Regions from separate parts of the Homo sapiens genome. Here region 1 is linked to region 2. Evidence: read pairs that join two places in POLR2A ChIA-PET (ENCODE). Cell type or tissue: endothelial cell of umbilical vein. All regions are shown on one strand.

Region 1 (5,000 bases), 260 kb after region 2:
AATCCTGTAAACGAAGTATTTCAGTGTTGTCATTTTCAGCTATAGACCGTCCTACGATCATTGCCTTTTCTTTTGCTATTAAGAGATGGCTCATTCATAAACATTCCTACAGTTGTGTGGCAAACGCAAAATAGGCCCTGCGTGATTCCACTGGCTCTGATTGAGGAGATGATTTTTCACACAGTGAGATTTATCATGTTTATCAAGTTTATGACAGAACACAAGGAGGGTGAGGGGATGTGGAGGTTGGAGGGAGTGCAGATCTGAGTGAGGAAGGAAGCTCTTTCCTGAGCCTCAAAGGGCGGGTTGACAAGGTGTGTTGCCTATAAGCTTGGAGCAAGGATTGTGTGGGCCATTTCCTTGGATCCCCTCTTGCCCTGCAGGGTCTGGCCTCCTCCGCTCTCCCCCAGCCACCAGACATGGGGATAGTTATACCACCAACTGAGTATAGAAGACCTAAAATAACATCCTCTGTGTTCTCTAATAAAGTTGATAAATCTCAGTGTGTGAAAAATCTCCCGTATGTTTTAGCTTAAATTTTCTTCTGCTTAACCTTGTTACTCCTGCCTTGCCTCCCTCAGACTGCCTGAGACAATTACTCAGGGACATTCTTTGAATAATTAGAGGCTGCAGATAATTCTCTTTAGCCCGCTTTCTTCCATGTTCCCTACCCTGTGGTCTCCCTTTAGCCAGTTCTAATTAGCTGCTTTGATCCTTCCTCCCAATCTCTCCCTCTAGCTTGTTAATTACATTTCTCCCCCATGAATTCCTTCTGTACTGGCTTTGTCTATCCAGTCAGAGGAGCTGAGAATGGGAATCTAAGGCCACTCAGTGGGAGGTCTTCTTTGTCCCCCAACACAGATAGCTCCTCTCCCTTCTGAGAAGCCTGAAAACCCTGGCATTCTGTCTTAGCAGAAAAGTAAAAATAATAATTTTTGTTAAATGGTATATTATGATAAAACAGCTGTTATCCTAATGCTTGGCATTTGCCAGGAACTCTGGGTATGTTTATGTATATAAAATCACATTTCATCCCCGCAACAATCCCATGAGATAAATATTATTGTTATTAATCCCTGTTTTACAAATGCAGAAACTGAGGTACAGAGAGGCTTAGTAACTTACCTCAGTCACACAGCTGAAAACACTAGAATCTCGGACTTTCACCTAGGTCTCTCTGACTCCAGAGCAGCACTCAGTGTTTTGCTTCCTGGGTTTGGGCTTTTTGGTGAAGAGGAAAAAAAAAAAAATGGAAAAAGTCCAGGTCATTGGCTTTTAGCCCACCAAAAAACTAACCAACCAATCAACTCTGAGGTAATTGTCAACTCTTTACCCTCCGTGTAGAAGAGGCTTTCTCAATTGAAATTATAAAACTGGCACAGAAGCAAACTGGCGTGGTGCACGGGGTATCTGGGCAGTTGGAAATCTTCTAGAAAAAAAAAAGAAACCAATAAATTCTTCACTTGCTTTAATTCTTAATTCTCTTTTCTGACAGTTTTCTCTCTCAGGAGGTTAAGGAAGCAATAAGGAGAAGGGCCTCACTGAAATTATATTCTGAGCAACAAGAAGGATCTGTCTGGTAAAAAAAAAAAAAAAAAAAAAGTCTAGAGAACATCAGCAGAAAGTGACTGTGTTTGGAGAAGCTAAAAGGGGAAGGTAAAACTCTCTGCCTCTGAGTTTTAGGGAAAGTAAATTTCAGAGGGTCCAGGAAAAAGTAGATATGATGTCTGAACAGGAGCTTCAAAAGGAAAGATGACTTAGAGTTTGAAAAATGAAGTGTACTTAATAGAGTCACGAGTGATTACTGCAGGGAACAGGGAGCCACCTAAAGAGACCCACATGGCTTCAGGGGGCACAGTTCGAGCTGAGATTTTGTCTAGAGATGAAAAAGGGACCTGTAACCAAGAGCAAATAGAGAAGTGGATGCAACCTCCGAGAACAGTGTCAGGAGCACCAGATGGGTGAGACCTGGGAAACACTAAGAACAACAAAGGCGCCTGTGCAGCTACTGTTGAGAGTGAGAGGGATGGCAAGGAAGGCTTTAGGCCACCTGGTTCAATCAGGTGATTTAGCAGATGCCATAGAGGGCATCTCTGTCCTTACTGCTTATTCTGTTTGCCTCTGCCTTCTCTCTCAAGGAGAATGGCCTTCCTGCAGAAAGTAAAACAAACATAGAGTTAAGTGGAACTTGAGACCAGGAGTGTACAAAAAGTGTAAATGAACCACTGGCTTCTCCAAATTAGACAGGGTCTGAAAAATTAAATGCCAGACAGAAACTTAGGGACATCATCATCAAACTGTGTGCAGAAATCTTTATGGCATTATGGGGATTGGGAGAGGGGCAAGGAGACACAATGGGCAACTGTTCTGGTTTTCAAAATAACAGAGCAAGTTTTTGAGATGTGACTTAAGAGTATTTTTAAAGAAAAGAGGTCATTTCTTAGAGTTAGTGTGGGTTCCATAAAACCAGGTCTTGCTGGACTAGTTTAATGCTTAAGTCCTCCCTCCCCCATCCCTCCATATAGAAAAGTTTAACACATTCTACTTGATGAATTATTGAAAGTGGAGACACCCATGTAACCACCACCCAGATCCAGAAATGTAACATTATCAGTACCCCAGAAGACTGTCTCAAGTTCCTCCCAACTCTAATTTTCTTTTTCATAAGATTTGCCAGGCTGGCAGATTAGGCCGGTATAATAGACACAGAGGAAGTCTGCGTTTCAGGAAATCATTTGACAGAATCTCATAATAATCTAATAGATCAGATAGAGAAATGATAATAAAGACGTAGATTTGAGGCCGAGTGCCGTGGCTCACGCCTGTAATCCCAGCACTTGGGAGGTCAAGGCTGGCAGATCACTTGAGGCCAGGAGTTCGAGACCAGCCTGGCCAACATGGCAAAACCTTCTCTCCACTAAAAATACAAAAACAAAAACAAAAACAAAACAAAACTGGGCATGGTGGTTAGTGTTGTGGTGTGTGTCTGTAGTCCCAGCTACGTGGTAGGCTGAGGCATGAGAATTAAGCTTGAGTTCTGGGAGGTGGAGGTTGCAGTGAGCTTAGATTGCGCCACTGCACTCCAGCCTGGGTGACAGAGTGAGGTGAGACTCTGAATCAAAAAAAAAAAAAAAAAAAAAAGACGTAGATTTGTAGCAGCTTGAACAATCAGACTTAATCAATGTTTATTTAGAAATGGTTCAAGTGGTTCAATGTCAACAGAGCCTTCACTGTAGTGATGTGCCAAAGAGCTTGTGGCAGACTCTGTCTGTCTAACCTGCATTCTGGTTCTCATGTGAAGATGTGGGAACAGATGGCACGGATCAGGAAGAGATAACCATGTAAGATACATGACAGTGAGAATCCAAAAGAATAGTGACAGGCTAGGAGGAAGGGTCTAGGTAGCCAAGTGGCATGTTAAATTTTATTGTTATTAAACTTCTAATTTATAAGTAATTCAGATTCCTTGTTTAAAACAAAAATTCACCACCCAGAAATAAATATATGGTGTCATATCACCCATACCATTTGTAATTTGCTTTTTGCCTCCTGACAATATTTATTCTTTAGTAAGAATAAAATCGAAGCCCTGTGCTTGGCTTCAGAGCCATGTTGGGGACCCCCTGGCTCATCAGAAGATCATGTGAGCAGCCTTTAGGGATTTGACCTAGGCAGGCCACTGTAAGCTCTGTGAGGCTACTAACAAAAATCTAGAGATTGAGGCATTAGGGGCAGAGTGGCCCTGGGGCAGAGGCAGCCAGGCCCATTGGACTGTGGGTGGGGGGTTGTCCAGCCTGGATCCCTGAGGGTAGGTTTGGGCACCACCACTGTAGGGATTCATCAGTAAGTGGAACAGGGTCCCATAGAGCATTGTCAGGAAAGTGGAGAGTTTCAAGAGTCACCCTGAGAATGACTGCAGAATCCCGTGAGGCCACGTTGTGAGAGGGGAGCTTTCTCTGGATGGTTGGCTGCTCCCAACTTTCAGAAGGGCTGACCTGTCAGGACAAGATCAGGCAACCCTTTCTTTCTTCAAGGGTAGACTTAGGACCAGAGGGTATAGGACCAGAGGGTATAAGCTTCATGAGAGCAGATTTCAGCTCAGTATCAGAATATGTTTTTCTGGCAATTGGAGGAGTTTTAAACTAGCGTAAAGCTGCCTTGTTTGATGATGTAGTCTTCAAGTACTGGGCTGCCAATTACCAGAGATGCTATACTGGATAAAAGGTTGAGCATTGACTCTAGTTATCCCAAATGCTTGTCCTCAGAACGTAGGAATCACATGTGGCATTTATGAAAAATCAGGTCTTCGGAGCCACGTTCTCTGAGATTATGATTTAGTATATGCAGGGTAGGGCTTGGAGTCTGTATTTTCAAAAAGGGCTCCAATTGTTCCTTGGAGAAATGGCTGATTCCATGGCTGGCACGGGAAAAGAGCAATATCTTGTACAAGAACATCCTGTGCCAGAAGGTAAGAAAATATTAAAGGGTGATGGAAACATGTTAAAAAGACACAGAAGCCAGCATGAAAATGCCTGGTGATTAAGGATAATTTGAGCATTGAAGTAAATGATAGAAATGGATGCCATTCCATAGATTAAATAAGAATCTATTAATCCATACTGATACCAGTAAATGAATGAATGAAGAAATAGGAAAGAAGGAAAACCTCTTCTTTTAGGTAGAATGCCAGCAAATAAAGATAGAAACAAGAAAAATAAAGACAGGAGTTTGAATATCATCATTTGACAAACATCATGGTACAGGTTGAACATCCCTTATCTGAGATGCTTGAGACTAGAAATGTTTTGGATTTTCTTTTTTTTTTTTGGCTTTTGGAATATTTGCATTATATACTTACCACTTGAGCATCCCTGATCCAAAAATCCAAAATCCAAAGTGCTCCAATGAACATTTCCTTTGAGCATCATGTTGATGCCCAAAAAGTTTCAGATTTTAGAGCATTTTGGATTTTAGATTTTTGGACTTAAGATGCTTAACCT
Region 2 (5,000 bases):
AAAAAAGAAGGAATTAAAGATTTCTCCCTAAGCATATTTATTGCATTAGGGAGGAAAATCCTTTGCAGAATCTTCCAGAAAACTTCCTCCTAAGTTCCATTATCCAGAACTGGGTCACATGTCCACCCCTAGGTTTAAAGGAGGTGGGGGGAGGGGTGTTGGCAAAGTATCTAGCAGTTTTGAGGCCTTATAATGTGAGGCAGTCCCTGCCAGTAAGTGTTGGGAACAGGCCCCCAAATCTGGCCATAAACTGGCCCCCAAACCGGCCATAAACAAAATCTCTGTAGCACTGTGATATGCTCGTGATGGCCATGACACCCACACTGGAAGGTTGTGGGTTTACCAGAATGAGGGCAAGGAACACCTGGCCCACCCAGGACAGAAAACCACTTAAGGTGTTTTTAAACCACAAACAATAGCATGAACGATCTGTGCCTTAAGGACATGTTCCTGCTGCAGATAACTAGCCAGAGCCCATCCCTTTATTTCGGCCCATCCCTTCATTTCCCGTAAGGAATATTTTAGTTAATCTACAATCTACAGAAACAATGCTTATCACTGGATCGCTGTCAATAAATATGTGGGTAAATCTCTGTTTGAGGATCTCAGCTCTGAAGGCTGTGAGACCGCTGGTTTCCCACTCCACACGCTATATTTCTTTTTCTTTTTTTTTTTTTTTTTTTTTGAGATGGAGTCTCGCACTTTCGCCCAGGCTGGAGTGCAGTGGTGTGATCTCAGCTCACTGCAAGCTCCACCTCCTGGGTTCACACCATTCTCCTGCCTCAGCCTCCTGAGTAGCTGGACTACAGGTGCCTGCCACCACGCCTGGCTAATTTTTGTATTTTTAGTAGAGACAGGGTTTCACCATGTTAACCAGGATGGTCTCAATCTCCTGACCTCGTGATCCACCCACCTTGGCCTCCCAAAGTGCTGGGATTACAGGCGTGAGCCACCGTGCCCAGCTCCACACGCTATATTTCTGTGTGTGTGTCTTTAATTCCTCTAGTGCTGCTGGGTTATGGTCTCCACAACCGAGCTGGTCTTGGCAAGTAAGGAAGAAGAGTGGGAAAATGGCTTTTGGGTTGGTAATCGACAGTGTCTCTGGCTGGGCATGGTGGCTCACGCCTGTAATCCCAGCACTTTGGGAGACCAAGGCGGGTGGGTCATGAGGTCAGGAGATTGAGACCATCCTGGCTAACACCATGAAACCCCGTCTCTCCTAAAAAATACAAAAAATTAGCCAGACATGGTGGCGGGCACCCGTAGTCTCAGCTACTCAGGAGGCTGAAGCAGGAGAATGGCATGAACCCAGGAGGCAAGCTTGCAGTGAGCCGAGATCTCCCCACTGCACTCTCCAGCCTGGGCGACAGAGTGAGACTCTGTCTCAAAAAAAAAAAAAAAAAAAAAAAGAGTGTCTCACATGAGACCTCATCAAAACTGTTCTTAGAAAGTCACATTAATTGCTAGATCCAATGACTTCTCTCCAGTTTTCCTCATACTGGACCTCTCTGTGGAGTTTTATATTGCTGGCTCCTTCTTTCTTGAAACTCTTCTCTTGGTTTCTGCTATACCTTCTACCCCGCTCATCATGTCCTCCCCTTGGGCTTCCCTTCACTACCCTTCTTCTCTTTATGTGTTGGTATCACCCTGGGTTTTGAACCAGACTCTGTCTGGGCACCTCTGAGCATCTAAACCAGGCAATCCATTCTAACCGTGTTTCTTTCTTTTTTTTTTTTTTGAGTTGGAGTCTCACTCTGTTGCCCAGGCTGGAGTGCAGTGGCGTGATCTTGGCTCACTGCAACCTCTGCCTCCCTGTAAGGGAGGAGACCACCCCTCATATTGTCCTATTGTAGAGACAGGGTTTCATCATGTTGGCCAGGCTTGTCTCGAACTCCTGACCTCAAGTGATCCGCCTGCCTCAGTCTCCCAAAGTGCTGGGCTTACAGGCATGAACCACTGCGACTGCCTCAAAGCTGAATTTTCGATTGAAACAATGTATGTTATGAACCCCCCATGACTGTACAAATTTTCACTGAAAACTTCTGAAGCCATCCAGTGTGTGGTGTGACTTGATTTCAGATGGACATCAGTGAAGGGGCCACAGGATTTATGAGGCTGACAGTGTGGACAGTCCCACATCTGAGTCACACCTAGATTATTGAAGCCTTTTACTGGTTTATCTGCCTCTGGCCTTCCACCCCTTCCAATGCTCCCTCCACATGGCTGCAGAGTGATCTAAGATGTAAACCCAGGCTATTTCCCTATTTAAATTGTTTAATGGATCCTTAATTGGTGTTTCTCAAACTTGGAGTTCCTGGATCCCTTGGGGACACATTCTCAGGTGTCTTGAGTAAACTTTAAGAAGTTTACTGGCTGGACACAATGGCTCACGCCTGTAATCCCAACACTTTGGGAGGCCGAGGTGGGAGGATCACTTGAGCCCAGGAGTTTGACACCAGCCTGGGCAACATAGTGAGGCCCTGTTTCTATTTTAAAAAGAAAAGAAAAGAAAAAAATAAGGAGCTTACTATTTGTTTTAATTTCAGGATTAATCTTTTGTTTTGTTTTTTTTTTTGAGACAGGGTCTTGCCCTGTTGCCTAGGCAGGAATGCAGTAGCAGGATCATGGCTCACTGCAGCCTTGACCTCCCCTGCTCAAGTGATCCTCCTGCCTCAGTCTCCAGAGTAGCTGGGACTACAGGCACAGCCACACCTGGCTAATTTTTGTATTTTTTGTAGAGACGTGGTTTTGCCATGTTGCCTAGGCTGGTCTCGAACTTCTGAGCCCAAGTAATCTTCCCACCTTGGCCTCCCAAAGCGCTGGGATTACAGGCTGAGTCACCATGCCCGGCCAGGATTAATCTTAACAAAATAGTAATAACGACATAAGCATAGTCTGTAACACCGGATGACCTTATAACCAAGCACTTTCAGGAAATTTTAGTGCCTTTTTTTTTTTGCACTTGTATTATGTATTGATTGGGTTGGTGCCAAGTGATTTTCTGAAATGACAGCATTTAACTTTTAATGCTGCAACTATTTTCATCTCATTATTTACAGATATATCTGCAGCACCTAGAACAACAGTGCACATCGTAAGTGTTCAATAAAGACATGTTGAATAAATGAATGAATGAAGTTTCTCAAGCTAGGTTCTGACATCCTTGGGGCTCTTCCACAGTTTGAAATCGCCTCAGTATGGCACGTGAGGCTCTTCACAATTAAGCTGGGAATACTCAACCAGTAATTTTCCCAGACAGTCTGGGCAGGATGCGGGGGCGTAGTCCTCTTTAGAAAATAAAAAAAGTGAAAGTATAAAGCATTTATGTACATTTTGACAGGGCAGACGTGATATGCAAATGGATTGCAAATATAATGCAAATGACATGCAACTCCTCATGCAAATGAGCATCCTGTCTTTGGAATCGACTGCCGGGTATTCACTGATTTGTCTGCAGTACTGGCAGTAAATCTTTCAAGGGTTTGGGATGCAAGTTGCTTTGATGGTGATGTGTGTGTACTAGGGAGGAGGGGTAGTGGGATGGGGTCTCTCAAGGAGGAGTCGGTGTGGTGCTAACGCTTGCAGCTTAGTATGAAGCTTAATACAGTATACAGTTTAATATGAGGTTATTCTCCTGTGATGCTCTAAGGACTGACATTTCGGAATTGGTGGCGGGTGGTGGCAATGAAATGCAACTTCTTATATTCTTCAACTCTTTGGTTGCCTCACATCTTCTGTCCCATCCATCTCACATCATTGGGGTTCTGGTCCACAGGAGTAGAGAGTAGGGAGTCAGAGATCCCTAGCCCCAGGCCCTCATCATGAGGACTACAGAAGAGCTCTTGTAAATCATTTCTGGAGGAGGTTATGAGCATGGTGTGGAGTTCTGCACTTCCTAATCACATGACAAGCAGAATTTAGCTGAATTTCTAGGCCTGTTAGAAAAAGATGAGTGGTGACAAAAAGCATGGAGACTTTCTGAGAAATATAGCTGCTTAATCTCAATGCCAATAATGTGATATCTGACAAAATTGGGAAGCTTACTTGGAAATCTAAAGGGAAAAAATGTCAACTATGATTTTTTTCTTGATAAAAACCTGTTCTTCCTTGTCCTTGGTGTGAAAGGAAATTTGTGGTTACACAGACTCTTCCCCAATGATTATAAAAATATTGGGCAAATGATGCAAAAGACGCTTTAGCAGGTATATTTTAGCCTAACTCAAGATCTGTTTTTCTCTGACACTTTGCATCAGACCTGGGTTCAAACACTCAATTTTCAGCTATATAAACTTGGACAACTTATTCAACTTTTCTGAGCTCAGTTTCTGCATCTGTAGGGGAGTAATAGAATAATAGAATCCTTATGAGGCTGTCGTAAAGGTCACATGAGATAATGCATGTACTTAACACAGTGCCGGGCTCATAGTGAGCATTCAATTAATATGGCAATTTGCAATGACCATCTGTAGATTTGCTGCCTAGATTCCATTCATCCTCCATCTGATAACTGTACCCCATTTCTTCCTGGTGAACCATCATTTTCTTTTCATTCCATGTGGTCCTAATGAAACTGACTCCATCCTCAGCATCAGGAGTAGAACATGTGGCGTAAGCTGGGTGCAGTAGCTCACACCTGTAATTCTAGCACTTTGGGAAGCTGGGCCAGGTGGATCACTTGAGGCCAGAAGTTTGAGACTAGCCTGGCCAACATGGCAAAACCCTGTCTCTACTAAATATACAAAAATTAGCTGGGTGTGGTGGTACATGCCTGTAATCCTAGCTACTCAGGTGGCTGAGGCATGAGAATCACTTGAACCTGGGAGGAAGAGGTTGCAGTGAGCCAAGATTGTGCCACTGCACTCCAGCCTGAGCAACAAAGTGAGACCCTGTCTTTAAAAAACAAACAAACAAGGCCGGGCGCGGTGGCTCACGCCTGTAATTCCAGCACGTTGGGAGGCCGAGGCGGGTGGATCACGAGGTCAGGAGATGGAGACCATTCT

What was found. Peaks named below come from ENCODE experiments on the same cell type or tissue, not always from the same donor. Only the 100,000 strongest peaks of a DNase experiment are listed, where the experiment ranks them.
Region 1: POLR2A ChIA-PET joins it to region 2 with 12 read pairs; 2 of 35 experiments call an interaction of 5 or more read pairs at or near these places.

Annotation. Positions count from the first base shown.
Region 1 is chr5:138,958,555-138,963,554 of GRCh38, reverse strand. All of the region lies in intron 7 of SIL1 (SIL1 nucleotide exchange factor), which reads left to right. It overlaps LOC124901079 (a long non-coding RNA gene), which reads right to left. Exons shown (of 2, transcript XR_007058954.1): 1 at 1,334-5,000; 2 at 1-1,221. Among named protein-coding and RNA genes, the nearest start is that of LRRTM2, 86 kb to the right of the region's middle. In endothelial cell of umbilical vein, no CTCF peak of the experiment used is centred here; no DNase peak of the experiment used is centred here.
Region 2 is chr5:139,213,672-139,218,671 of GRCh38, reverse strand. No RefSeq gene overlaps it. Among named protein-coding and RNA genes, the nearest start is that of SIL1, 18 kb to the right of the region's middle. In endothelial cell of umbilical vein, no CTCF peak of the experiment used is centred here; DNase peaks (open chromatin) are centred at 2,941 and 3,111.